Regions from separate parts of the Homo sapiens genome. Here region 1 is linked to region 2. Evidence: chromatin contacts called from ENCODE Hi-C or POLR2A ChIA-PET data. All regions are on one chromosome and are shown on one strand. Each heading gives the region's core, a stretch centred on a gene start or an enhancer-like site at or near the end of the contact. The rest is flanking DNA. Distances are from core to core; before and after follow the strand shown.

The links. Hi-C counts contacts between places; a loop is a spot of excess contacts on that map. ChIA-PET counts read pairs that join two places held with the same protein, here RNA polymerase II (POLR2A).
Region 1: a loop to region 2 is called in a map of HepG2, with 2.2 times the contacts of the local background. The contact joins the enhancer-like site here to the promoter of FBXL2 in region 2. A Hi-C loop is called at or near these places in 1 of 168 maps with a recorded cell type or tissue (HepG2). POLR2A ChIA-PET finds 5 or more read pairs at or near these places in 2 of 52 experiments (MCF 10A and Panc1).

The regions. Positions count from the first base shown.
Region 1 is chr3:33,183,964-33,190,138 of GRCh38, forward strand. The region is part of intron 3 of SUSD5 (sushi domain containing 5); the gene reads right to left. Among named protein-coding and RNA genes, the nearest start is that of SUSD5, 32 kb to the right of the region's middle. RefSeq lists an enhancer at 3,014-3,308. Within about 2 kb of position 3,100, at least 2 of the 41 ENCODE cell types and tissues checked have a DNase peak (open chromatin) inside an H3K27ac peak, as active enhancers do.
Region 2 is chr3:33,274,123-33,279,952 of GRCh38, forward strand. FBXL2 (F-box and leucine rich repeat protein 2) reads left to right here and starts at 3,320. Exons shown (of 15, transcript NM_012157.5): 1 at 3,320-3,393. The coding sequence starts at 3,391. It overlaps LOC124909362 (a long non-coding RNA gene), which reads right to left and starts at 3,232. Exons shown (of 2, transcript XR_007095861.1): 1 at 3,046-3,232; 2 at 1,125-1,278. RefSeq lists silencers at 3,141-3,210, 3,275-3,442, 3,411-3,590.

The DNA of each region.
Region 1 (6,175 bases), core at 1,850-4,349, 90 kb before region 2:
GTCTCGCTCTATCTCCTTGGCTGGAGTGCAGTGGCGTGATCTCAGTTCACTGCAACCTCCACCTCCTGGGTTTAAGCGATTCTCCTGCCTCAGCCTACTGAGTAGCTGGGACTACAGGCACACACCACCACACCTGGCTACTTTTTTTGTATTTTTAGTAGAGATGGGGTTTCACCATGTTGGCCAGGCAGGTCTCGAACTCCTGACCTTAGGTGATCTGCCTGCCTCAGCCTCCCAAAGTGCTGGGATTTAAGGCATAAGCCACCACACCCGGCCTTACACTGTCTTCTTTCTTGCATGGTTTCAGAGGAGGAATTGCATATAATTCTTACTTTTGCTCGTCCATAGATAAGGTAGGGTTTTTTCCTCTAGATTCTTCCAAGATTTTAAATTTATCTTTAAATTTTTTTGTAGTTTGTTAATGATATGCCAGGGTGTAGTTTTTTGGGTATTTATCCTACTTGGTGTACTCTGAGCTCCCCAGATCTGTGGTTGGTTGTCCGACATTAATTTGATGAAATTCTTGGTCATTACGATTTCAAATATTGCTTCTGTTCCTTTCTTCCTTCTCCTTCTGATACTTCCATTATGTGTGTGTTATAATTTTTGTGGTACCCCATAGTTCTTGGATATTCTGTTCTCTTTTTTTGTCTTTTATTTCTCTTTGTTTTTCAGTTTTGGAAGTTTCTATTGCCATATCTTCAACCGCAGATATTTTCTCCTCAGCTGTGTCCAGTCTACTGATGAGCCTATTTCTGTTACAGTGCTCTTGATCTCTCACATTTCTTTTTGATTCCTTAGAATTGCCACCTCTCTGTTGCTATTACCCATCTGTTCTTGTATGTCATCTAATTCTCCCATTAATGCCCTGAGCATAGTTATCATAGCATTTTAAAATTCCTGGTCTAATAAATTCAATGTTCCCGCCCTATCTGAGTCTAGCTCTGATGCTTGTTTTCAGTCTTTTCAAACTGTATCTTTTGTCTTTTAGAATGCCTCGTAATTTTTGTTGAAAAGTGGACATGATGTTCTGAGCAAAAGCCACTGTGGTAAACAGGCCTTTGGGAATGTGGTGGGAAGCTGTGGAGGGGAGAGGAAGTGTTCTAGAGTCCCATGACTAGGTCTCAGTCTTTTGTCAGCATGTGCCCCTGGACTGTGAACTTCATCAGTGCTTCTCATTTTTCCCCTCCCATCTAGGTGAGAGAGGATGGCTACAGGGAGCTGGAGTTGGGAATTTCCCTCCCTCCAGCAGGTCAGGCTCTGAAAAAATATTTTGTTCCTGATCACAGGCCTTGTTAAGAAGAACAGAATATTCTGGGGTATTTCAAAATGGTTCTTTTTCCTCTCTGTTTGCTGGAAGCAAAAGATTTTTCTCTGATATTTTCTGTAAGGACCTGATAGAGCTCCTGGAGGTAAAACTTCCAAAAGCATGGGGGCCCCTTGATGACTGGGTCCCCCTGGAGTTTTTAACTCACAAACTTGTCCACCCTGAGCTTCCAGCAATTCATCAATTACAGCTACGTTTTCCTACCCTGGCACTGGTTTCTTCCAATTGTTCTGCTTAGGTAACTTGTGATTATCTGTTTTTACCTGTTTCTCCAATTCTAGGGACAGCAGTTTGCCCTGTGACCTCACTTTGCTGATGGATCTAAGAAGAGCTGTGGATGTGTCAGTTTGTTCAGCTTTTTACTTGTTATGATGGAGCAGTAACTTCTAAACTCCTGACATGCTGGGCCAGAAACCAGAAGTCTTTTTCTTTTTTTCTTTAAATATTACAGCTCTTTCCACATTAATACTATAATCTACTTCAATCTTTGGTAGCAGACATTATTTAATCATTAGACAGATATTTATGTTGGTTCCAACTTTTCATGATTATAAATAATGCTTCAATGAACAGTCTCAAATGCACATTTTTGTACCTATCTTATTTCTTTAGGATAGACCTCTAGAAGTGGAACTGCTGCATCAAAGTAATGTTACAATTAAAAAAAATTCAAATTCAAATTTCCTCTTCTAATTTTACAGGTTGTTTTCCTTTAGTCTTTAGGCAGTCAAGTTACCTAAGAAGCATATTGCTTAAAAGAAGATAGACTTTGGGAGGCCAAGGCGGGCGGATCATGAGGTCAGGAGATTGAGACCATCCTGGCTAACACGGTGAAACCCTGTCTCTACTAAAATACAAAAAATTAGCTGGGCGTGGTGGCAGGCGCCTGTAGTCCCAGCTACTCGGGAGGCTGAGGCAGGAGAATGGCGTGAACCCGGGAGGTGGAGCTTGCAGTGAGCCGAGATTGCGCCACTGCACTCCAGCCTGGGTGACAGAGCAAGACTGTGTCTCAAAAGAAAAAAAAAAGAAGATAGACTGAGAAATGATGAAAATAGAAAATAATAAAAAATACGACTTGTGCTTTAAGCCACCCTGACTGGCCTCGCAGCTTGTAGTTTGGTAGCACTTTCCTTTCTTTCTTTTTTTTTTTTGAGACAGAGTCTCATTCTGTCACCAGGCTGGATGGAGTGCAGTGGTGTGATCTTGGCTCACTGCAACCTCCGCCTCCCCGGTTCAAGCGATTCTCCTGCCTCAGCCTCCTGAGCAGCTGGGACTACAGGCGCGTGCCACCATGCCCAGCTAATTTTTGTATTTTTAGTACAGACAGGGTTTCACCATGTTGGCCAGGATGGTCTTGATCTCTTGACCTCGTGACCTGCCCGCCTCGGCCTCCCAAAGTCCTGGGATTACAGGTGTGAGCCACCACGCCCGGTCAGCACTTTCTTAAAGACGCTCATTGCTATGCATATCCTTTTATATGAGAGAGATTTTGAATGAAGAAGTGTGTGGCTGTACTTCAGGAAGACAGCACAGAGTGACACATTTTGACCAAAACTACCTTGACTCTCTGAGTCAAGGAGCCTAGGAGATCAAGTGCTTATTTCACCTATATGGCAATTCGGGACAAGCAGTTATCTGAAACCCTTGCCACAAATTCAGATGCATCCTCCGCAGGGTGAGTAGGGGAGAATCATGTAGGTGAAGAATGAACCAAAGTCATCCACCTCAGTTATGTCAGGCTGGACCAAATTCCAGCTGGTATCTCAAAGGCAAAAGGCCTGGACTTTCCACCTTTCTCAGCTGCCCATGACTCATGCTGGATGCCCCACTGTTTTCTTCCACCAGGATCTACTGGAAGGCTGTTCAGCAAACACTATGAAAGGACTGATTAATACTTTCAGTCTCACATAAATCTATCTAAGGAACACAGGGAAACTGTTTTGGAAGTAGAGAAGGAGGAACTTCAGGCTAAACTCAGATCCCACCAGACTCATAAGATCTTCTTCAGAATTAATTTTCAAAACGATATGGGCTAGAATCTGGCTCAGGAAAACCGCAATAATGCTGCTGAGAGTCTAGGTACATACACCATATGTTTCTGGATTTCCCGCAAACATTCAAGACAGGAAACACACTTCTGAGCTGGTGTGATTCAGAAGCTCCAGTACAACAGTGCTATGCGTTAACACAACCAAGTGCGTGCCAAAAACACCACTCATATCCAGGTGCAACTTGAATTAGTTCCTTTCACCAATCTTCTCATCTTGAACCTCACAAGGGAGCTATGGAAAACAGCTGGCTATATACCTGGACCTTCTTCTCCTCTCTAGGGAAACTTAACATTTGGTAAGTGTACTAACAGTCTTTTTTTTTTTTTTATACTTTAAGTTTTAGGGTACATGTGCACAACATGCAGGTTTGTTACATATGTATACATGTGCCATGTTGGTGTGCTGCACCCATTAACTCGTCATTTAACGTTAGGTATATCTCCTAATGCTATCCTTCCCCCCTCCCCCCACCCCACAACAGGCCCCGGTGTGTGATGTTCCCCTTCCTGTGTCCATGTGTTCTCATTGTTCAATTCCCACCTATGAGTGAGAACATGCAGTGTTTGGTTTTTTGTCCTTGATACTGCTTCTCGATTATTCTGTAGATAGAAATTGTGGTTTGTGAACACAGATTTAGGACCTGGGTTTCAACCATTTCAACATCAAGAGATATATCTATTATTTTTCCTTCCAAGAAAAGAAGATTTTATAAAAGATTCTGTCTATCAACCAAATGTTTATTCATAAGCACATTTATTTCACTCATTTTTCAATTTAAAAGGGCACATTTGCCTGCCAATCAAAGCTTCTGATAACCAGTGTTTCCACAAAGAATTTAGAACTCATATGAAAGTTGATGCTTTTATTCTGATAAATTGTTGACTTTCATCTTGACCTTTGAAATTTTAAAGAAGAGCCTGCAAAACTCAATTATTACTTTGCAAGACAAAAATGTAAAATTCTGAAACAAATGCCTGATCTTTCCTCCTTCCTTTTGGTGTTACCCAAGCTATGTGTCTTTAGGGCCCCCTGCTAGCTCCCTCCCACTCACTCCACAACACACAACCAGCATTGTCCTCCCCAAGAACAGTTAGTTCTTACACTCCTCTACATCAGTGGTTCTCAAAGATGAACATGCATCAGAATCACCTGGAAGGTTTGTAAAAATACATCTGGCCCTCCTTTTGAGTTTCTGACTCTGTAGCTGAGGCCCCAAAATTTGTATTTCTTGAAAGTTCCTAGGTAATGTTGAGACTGCTGGTACAAGGACCACCCTTGGAGAACTGCTGCTGTGGATCAAAAACCTATCCTCAAAAACAGGCAAAACCTATATGTGGTGATAAGAATTGGAATAGAGATGGGCCTCTGGCTCTGCTGGAGTAGGGAGGGGCAGAAGATTATTGGAAAAGGACTCCAGGGAACTTTCTGGGGTGAAGAAAATGTTCTATATCATGACTGGGTGTTGATTACACAGGTGTATACATTTGTCAAAACTTGTCAACTTTAGATCTGTGCATTTTGCTGATGTAAATTATACCTTAATGAACTAAGTTAATTTAAAAAATACCTCCCCTTAGAAAAATCTGTAATTTATTCAGCATGAGGTATAAGTGGTTGAAAATTATTCACAACCTCTCCCAATGGATACTTCATGCCTTAAGATAGTGATTTCCAACTTGTAGGGATTCTACCAGGGAAGCAATATAGTATTTGCAAGATGTAGGCAAGTTCATATGCAAATAAACCCTGCGTCAATCAACCAATAACTCTAAATCAATTACTAATACATGGAAATCTACATGATAGTACTCCTTGAGTTTCTCCTCCTAAAAACTTATTTAAAAAATATTCTAGCCGGCTGGGCGTGGTGGCTCACACCTGTAATCCCAGCACTTTGGGAGGCTGAGGTGGGTGGATCACGAGGTCAACAGTTCAAGACCAGCCTGACCAATATGGTGAAACCCCGTCTGTACTAAAAATACAAAAATTACCTGGATGTGGCGGCGCACGCCTGTAGTCCCAGCTACTCGGGGACTGAGGCAGGAGAATCGCTTGAACCCGGGAGGCGGAGGTTGCAGTGAGCTGAGATCACGCTACTGCACTCCAGCCCGGTGGGTGGAGCGAGACTCTCCTTCTCAAAAAAAAAAAAAAAAAAAAAAAAATTCTAGAATGAAATGATATAATGTCCTGGATTTGCTTTAAAATATCTCAATTATATAAGAAAGCTTTAGGAAAAAAATCAAATTTTTCCTTTACCCTCACCAATGACAACCATTGTTTTTGTTTTGAGAAGTGTTAAATGTTCTGTATTTGATATTACACATAAATCACACTAAAATGCCTTTCAGTAAGTAAAAAGAACCATTTTAGATACAGGGAATTCTAATTAGATTGGCATAGTTAAGACCAAAAATATAAAGTACACATTGCTAGCTTATCTTCAGCCTTTGCCTTTAAGATGCAGATGAATACAAAACACAAGTGAGTCTTGCTTGGTTCTGAGACAATGAAGGAATTTCCCCAGTATTTAAATATATTCCCATAACCAGTTATATAAATCTATATATAAAACCAATCTCCAATAGATTTTAAGATGACATTCACCATCTTTGCGAAAAGTTGACCCTACTAGTGAAGTCCAGTCATATCTTTAAAAGGGGAATAGTGACAGCATTTACTGGATTGGAATTACTATTCAAATTCAAAAAACTGAACGTACTCATTTAACCACAAGCCAGTCAGTCTTAGTTAAATCAGGACTGCCCAACAAAAATATTCATCAGTCACTCATGATCTA
Region 2 (5,830 bases), core at 2,070-4,569:
TGTACGTTTGTATTCTATTACTTGTATTTATATCTCATAATAAAAAGATAAAAATAAAGGCTGTCAGTAGTTACAGTATTTATTTTCTATTATACTCCCTACTCTATCAAGTCATATTCTTACTCGGATCTTCAAACTGACCATAGTCCCAGCACAGATGTTCATTCATTCAATCATCGGTATTTACCGAACATCTACTGTAAGTCAGGAACTGTTCTAAACACTAGGAATACACAATGGAACAAGATAGACATCTTGCATTCCAGAGCGGGGAGACAGGAAGTAATTAATAAACAAAAAGGTATAAAAGATAATTTTGAGGGGGGCTAAGTACTTTGAGAACAAGGCAGAGTTAAATGAGAGAGGCTGACTGAAGTGAGAGTGACCGGAATGAGCTATTTTAGGTCAGTAAAGGCTTTTGCGAAGATGACAATTGAGGAGATAACTGACCTGTATCAAATGAAGGAAGGGCCTACATGAAGTTCTGCAGGAAGAATATTCCATATAAAGGAAGCAGATATTATTGAGGCTTTTAAGTACAAAAGTATTTGATGCGTTTGAGGAACCTCAGGAAATAAAAGTGTGGTTAGTGTGGCGTGAATGAGGGAAGAGTGACAGGAGATGGAGTTGGTGCAGTGGGCAAGGCCTCCATCGTGTACCATTTTGGTAGACCATGGAAAGCATTTGTATTTTTTTCTTTTTCTTTTTTCTTTTTTTTTGGACACAGAGTCTTGCTCTGTCACCCAGGCTGGAGTGCAGTGGCGCGATCTCCACTCACTGCAACCTCTGCCTCCCGTGTTCAAGTGATTCTTCTGCCTCAGCCTCCCAAGTAGCTGAGACTACAGGCGCCCGTCACCACACCTGGCTAATTTTTGTGTTTCTAGTAGAGATGGGGTTTCACCATGTCAGCCAGGCTGGTCTCGAATTTCTGACCTCAGGTGGTCCTCCCACCTCGGCCTCCCAAAGTGCTGGGATTACAGGCGTGAGCCACCTTGCCCGGCCTGTATTTTTTTTTAAGTGCTATGAGAAGCCACTGAAAATGCTGCTATTGTGTAGGATGCAGGAGGGAAGACATGGGGTCATAGTCCACTTGTGCTGCTATAACAAAATACCACAGGACTGTGTAATTTATAAACAAAAGAAATTTATTTTTCATAGTTCTGGAGGCTGGGAAGTCTAAGATCAATGGGCTGGCCGATTTGGTGTCTGGTGAGGGCTGCTCTGCTTCCAAGATGGTGTCTTGTTGCTGCATCCTCTGGAGGATTGCTGTGTCCTCACCTGGCAGAAGGGATGAAAAGGCAAAAAGGGGCTGAATTCACTCCCTCAGGCTCTCTTATAAGGGCATTAATCCCATTCATGAGGACAGAGCTCTCACGGCCTACTCCCCTCCTTGAGGTCCTCTTCCTAAAACTGTCACATTTTATATGTTTTCATATAAAGTTTGAAGGGGACACAAACATTCAAATCATAGCACATATGGAGATGAATTTGGGTGAGACAATAGTGGTTGTGAGGTGGAGATGTTGTAGAGTGGATAGATTGAGAATTTAAGGTGGAGTCAAGAATATGTGATAATGGACTGGAAGTGAGGTGTGAGGAAACAGCGGAATCAGGGACAATTCCTAGGTTTTTGTCTTAACAATCAAGGGGATAGTAGGGACTTTCGCTTTGAGAAGACTGGGGAGTAAGAAACTTGGATCAAGAGGTTAATTAGGGCCATATTACGTTGTGATGTCTATTAGGCACTCCGGGGGAGATGTCAGGTCAGCTGTTGAATATGATTCTTCTTCACAGATTTTTTTTTACACTTTAAAATTCTTTTTCTCTTTTTTGTAACTTTTTTTGTTGTTGTTTTTATTTTGTCATTTTTTTCTGCTTCTAACACACCAAAACTCACTCCTTCCTTCCTTCCTTCCTTCCTTCCCTCCCTCTCTATTTCTTTCTTTTTTTTTTTTTTTTTGAGACAGAGTCTCACTCTGTTGCCCAGGCTGGAGTGCAGTGGCACGATCTTGGCTCACTGCAAGCTTCACCTCCTGGGTTCACGCCATTCTCCTGGCTCAGCCTCCAAGTAGCTGGGACTACAGGCACCCGCCACCATGCCGGCTAATTTTTTGTATTTTTAGTAGAGACGGGGTTTCACCGTGTTAGCCAGGATAGTCTCAATCTCCTGACCCCTTGATCCATGGGCCTCGGCCTCCCAAAGTGCTGGGATTACAGGCGTGAGCCACCGCGCCCGGCCTTTCTCACTCTTTCTTTCTTTCGAGTCAGGGTCTTGCTATGTTGCCCAGGCTGGTCTCAAACTCCTGGCCTCAAGCAATCCTCCTGCTTCAGCCTCCCAAAGTGCTGGAACTACAAGTGTCCCATCGCACTGGGTCCTTCTTCATAGAGTTAATGGACTAGATTTCAGGATATCTAGAGTTCCCTTCAACCATATTAAAAACATTCAACAAATTGCCAGTTGATTTAATGAATTAGACAACATGCATAGAATGCTATTCCATTAAGTGGTATGCAAAGATAATAATTTTTTTTTTTTTTTTGAGACGGAGTCTTGCTCTGTCGCCCAGGCTGGAGTGCAGTGGTGTGATCTCAGCTCACTGCAAGCTCCACCTCCCGGGTTCACGCCATTCTCCTGCCTCAGCCTGCCGAGTAGCTGGGACTACAGGCGTCCCCCACCATGCCTGGCTAATTTTTTGTATTTTTAGTAGAGATGGGGTTTCATCGTGTTAGCCAGGATGGTCTTGATCTCCTGACCTCGTGATCCGCCCGCCTCGGCCTCCCAAAGTGCTGGGACTACAGGCGTGAGCCACTGCGCCTGGCCCCAAGATAATCATTTTTAATCTAAAAAAGTAGATTATAAAACAGTTACCTATGGTTTGCCACCATTTTTAAGAATACAGTATATTATAACAACTCATTGGAAGCTTGAAGCAGATAGAATGGAATCTGAGCAGTAGCTACTTCAGGTGCTGGGGTGAGTGTCGTTTTATCCTTTTAAATTCTTGTTATTGGTAATTTAAAATGTTTTCAATAATCATGCATTACCTGTATAACGTTTTTTTTAAAAAAAAAAAAATCCATGGTCTCTTTCAGCTGGGCAGTCTGCGGCTGGGTAATCTGTCAGGTGAGGGACATCAAGGTGATCAGACTGAGAGGATGGACCAGATACGAAGTGGGAGAGGCGAAGAGGCCCAGTTCCAGGGCCGGGGGCGAGGGGTGGGCGGTCCAAAGGGCACCGCCCCTGCGGGTCACGTGCTCGCCGACCACCAATGGCCGCCTCCGAGCCCACCTTGGGGACGGGGCGGGGCGCCTGGCTGGCGTCACCAGGACAACGGGCGTCGCCGGCGCCGTGTGACTTCGGGCTGTGGGCTCGCTCGCGGCTCTTCGGCCATGGTGAGTCTGGGACCCGCGTCTGCCTAGCTGCCCCGCCCTACCCCTACCGGGCTGGGTCCGCACGCCGCCGCCCGCTAGGGTCGGGCAGGCGGCGCAGGGGTCGTGGAGAGGCCGGGCCGCGGCCTGCGAGGCTGCTGGGCAGGGCAGGGCTGGGCGGGCCCGGGGAGGGGTAACCTGGGGGATTCAGAGCGCCCGCCTGCCGGGGGGCGACCGCGATGCAGCGTTCCCTGCCGCTGGAGTCGGGGTGACAGCCCGGACCCCCACCCAGTGGGCCGCCGGACGACGTGACGCTGTTTGGCCCGAGAGAGCCTGGGAAGCCACCCAAGGAGGGTGTGGTTAAAAAAAAAAATCTTGTATATGGATATCATATGTATTTATATTTACACTAAAGCAGTCTATATGCCTCCAGTTTTGTTTCTATGCAGTTATGTGTAACTAATATAAGACATATATCTTCCTTTCAAAATCAGCATTCTGATAGGTTTTTTAGCACGTGGAAATTAAAATTTTTGATTTTAGAGACCCCTCCCCTCCTTTCTAAAAAATAGAGGGCATTAAGCTGGAGGGTTTTTTTTTCTGAGTGCCGCACCCTCACTAAGGGATTTAATTAATTCATAATTAGTGCATTGTAAACGTCTTAAATCATTACCTTTGTTCAGTTAACTTCAGACGGCGTGGGCATAACACCTGGCCCCCTTTAAGCTCGTTTTAAAAACGTTGCTCGGTTTCACTCGGCGGAGGTGCTGGCTTGAACAGACAAGTTCAGAGAATTGCCAACCGAAGGCATAATTCTCCAGAGGCCTTCACGGGGTGTAAGAGAAGAGAGGAGCTAGACTCCTTGCTTGGGGACACACCCTTGGTATAGAATACTTGAGGAGGTATGGCGGTAGGTGTAGGTAATAGGGAAATACTTAGTTTTGTTTTAACCATGAGTAATTAAGTGGAGATTTTCTCCTTATCTGCAGGAGTTTAGTGGAAGTGCTGATGAGCTGAGAATGCAGGGTGCTCCCCGAGTGCCAGCTGGCCTCATGGAGAAAAAACTATCATTAGGAATCCTGGCTGGCTCAGTTTTTTTCTTAATAACCAAGGAGAGGGATGGTGGTGGGAGGTGGATGGTGTCTCTCATTGACTCTGGAAAAGCAACTTCCAAATGTGTGGCATTATTGCTGGCAGGAGAAAAACATCACCCATAAATCACAGTACCATGTAATGCCTTTATTTTGTGTATGTTTCTTTTTTAAATTGCGAATTGCTTTTTAAGTGACAAATTAATGGAGCTGGCAAGAGTTTCAGAAACTGAATTTTATGAAGATATAAGTGTTTCAAATATTGCAGTAATTTACTGTAATATGTTATATGTGAGAAAAGCCCTAACAATTGTAGCAAGGAGAAAGAATATCCAGGAATTAATTTTTCACAGCTCTCTGAAGTCTCATATTCCTCCTGTCATCCATTTTCCTTTATTTTTACTTCTTCCACTTCTTTCGTTCTGACCCACAGCCCACCCTCATTCACTATTGTGAATTTTAGAGTTTTACTTTAAAATAAAAGCATTTACTGTAGTTTTGTATTAGTGGTTGCTTTGCTGAACTTAATAATGCTTTGCTTTTTGTTTGTCTTTAAGCATTAAGAATTTAACTCACAGGAGCTTAATTGATTGATAAGGTGTCCAGGCTTCCATGGAAGTGGGGAATGGTTGGTACAGGAGGGAGAGGGATGAAGCGGCTGCATATATATGTCATCCCCAAAACTGTATTCTTTTTTTTTTTTTTTGAGACGGAGTCTCGCTCTGTCGCCCAGGCTGGAGTGCAGTGGTGCGATCTCGGCTCACTGCAAGCTCCGCCTCCCGGGTACACGCCATTCTCCTGCCTCAGCCTCCCGAGTAGCTGGGACTACAGGCGAGTGCCACCACGCCCAGCTAATTTTTGTATTTTTAGTAGAGATGGGGTTTCACCATGTTGGTCAGGATGGTCTCCATCTCTTGACCTTGTGATCCTCCTGCCTTGGCCTCCCAAGCTGGGATTGCAGGCTTGAGCCACCATGCCTGGCCCCCAGAACTGTGTTCTAAATCACATTACACTTCCTTAACTGCTTGAATCTAAACAAAACTTTAGCCGTTGATATAAATGACTTGGCACATTAATTTTGGAACTATTTCTCAATGAAAATTTCTTCAATTAAGCCATTTATTTCTACTCTATAATAATAATGACAACTAATATTTATTGTGTACATATGTACATAGTTATTACTATAGAGGCAGTAGAAATTTTTCTAAGAGTCGTAAATGATCACAACAACCTTGTGATGAAGATACCTTTATCCTATTTTAGAGATGAGGAAATTGAGGCACAGAGAGGTAAAGTAACTTGCCTAGGTCACCCCACTGATAAATTGAGCCACTTTTAAAACCTGGCAGTTTCTCTCAACCTGTTTA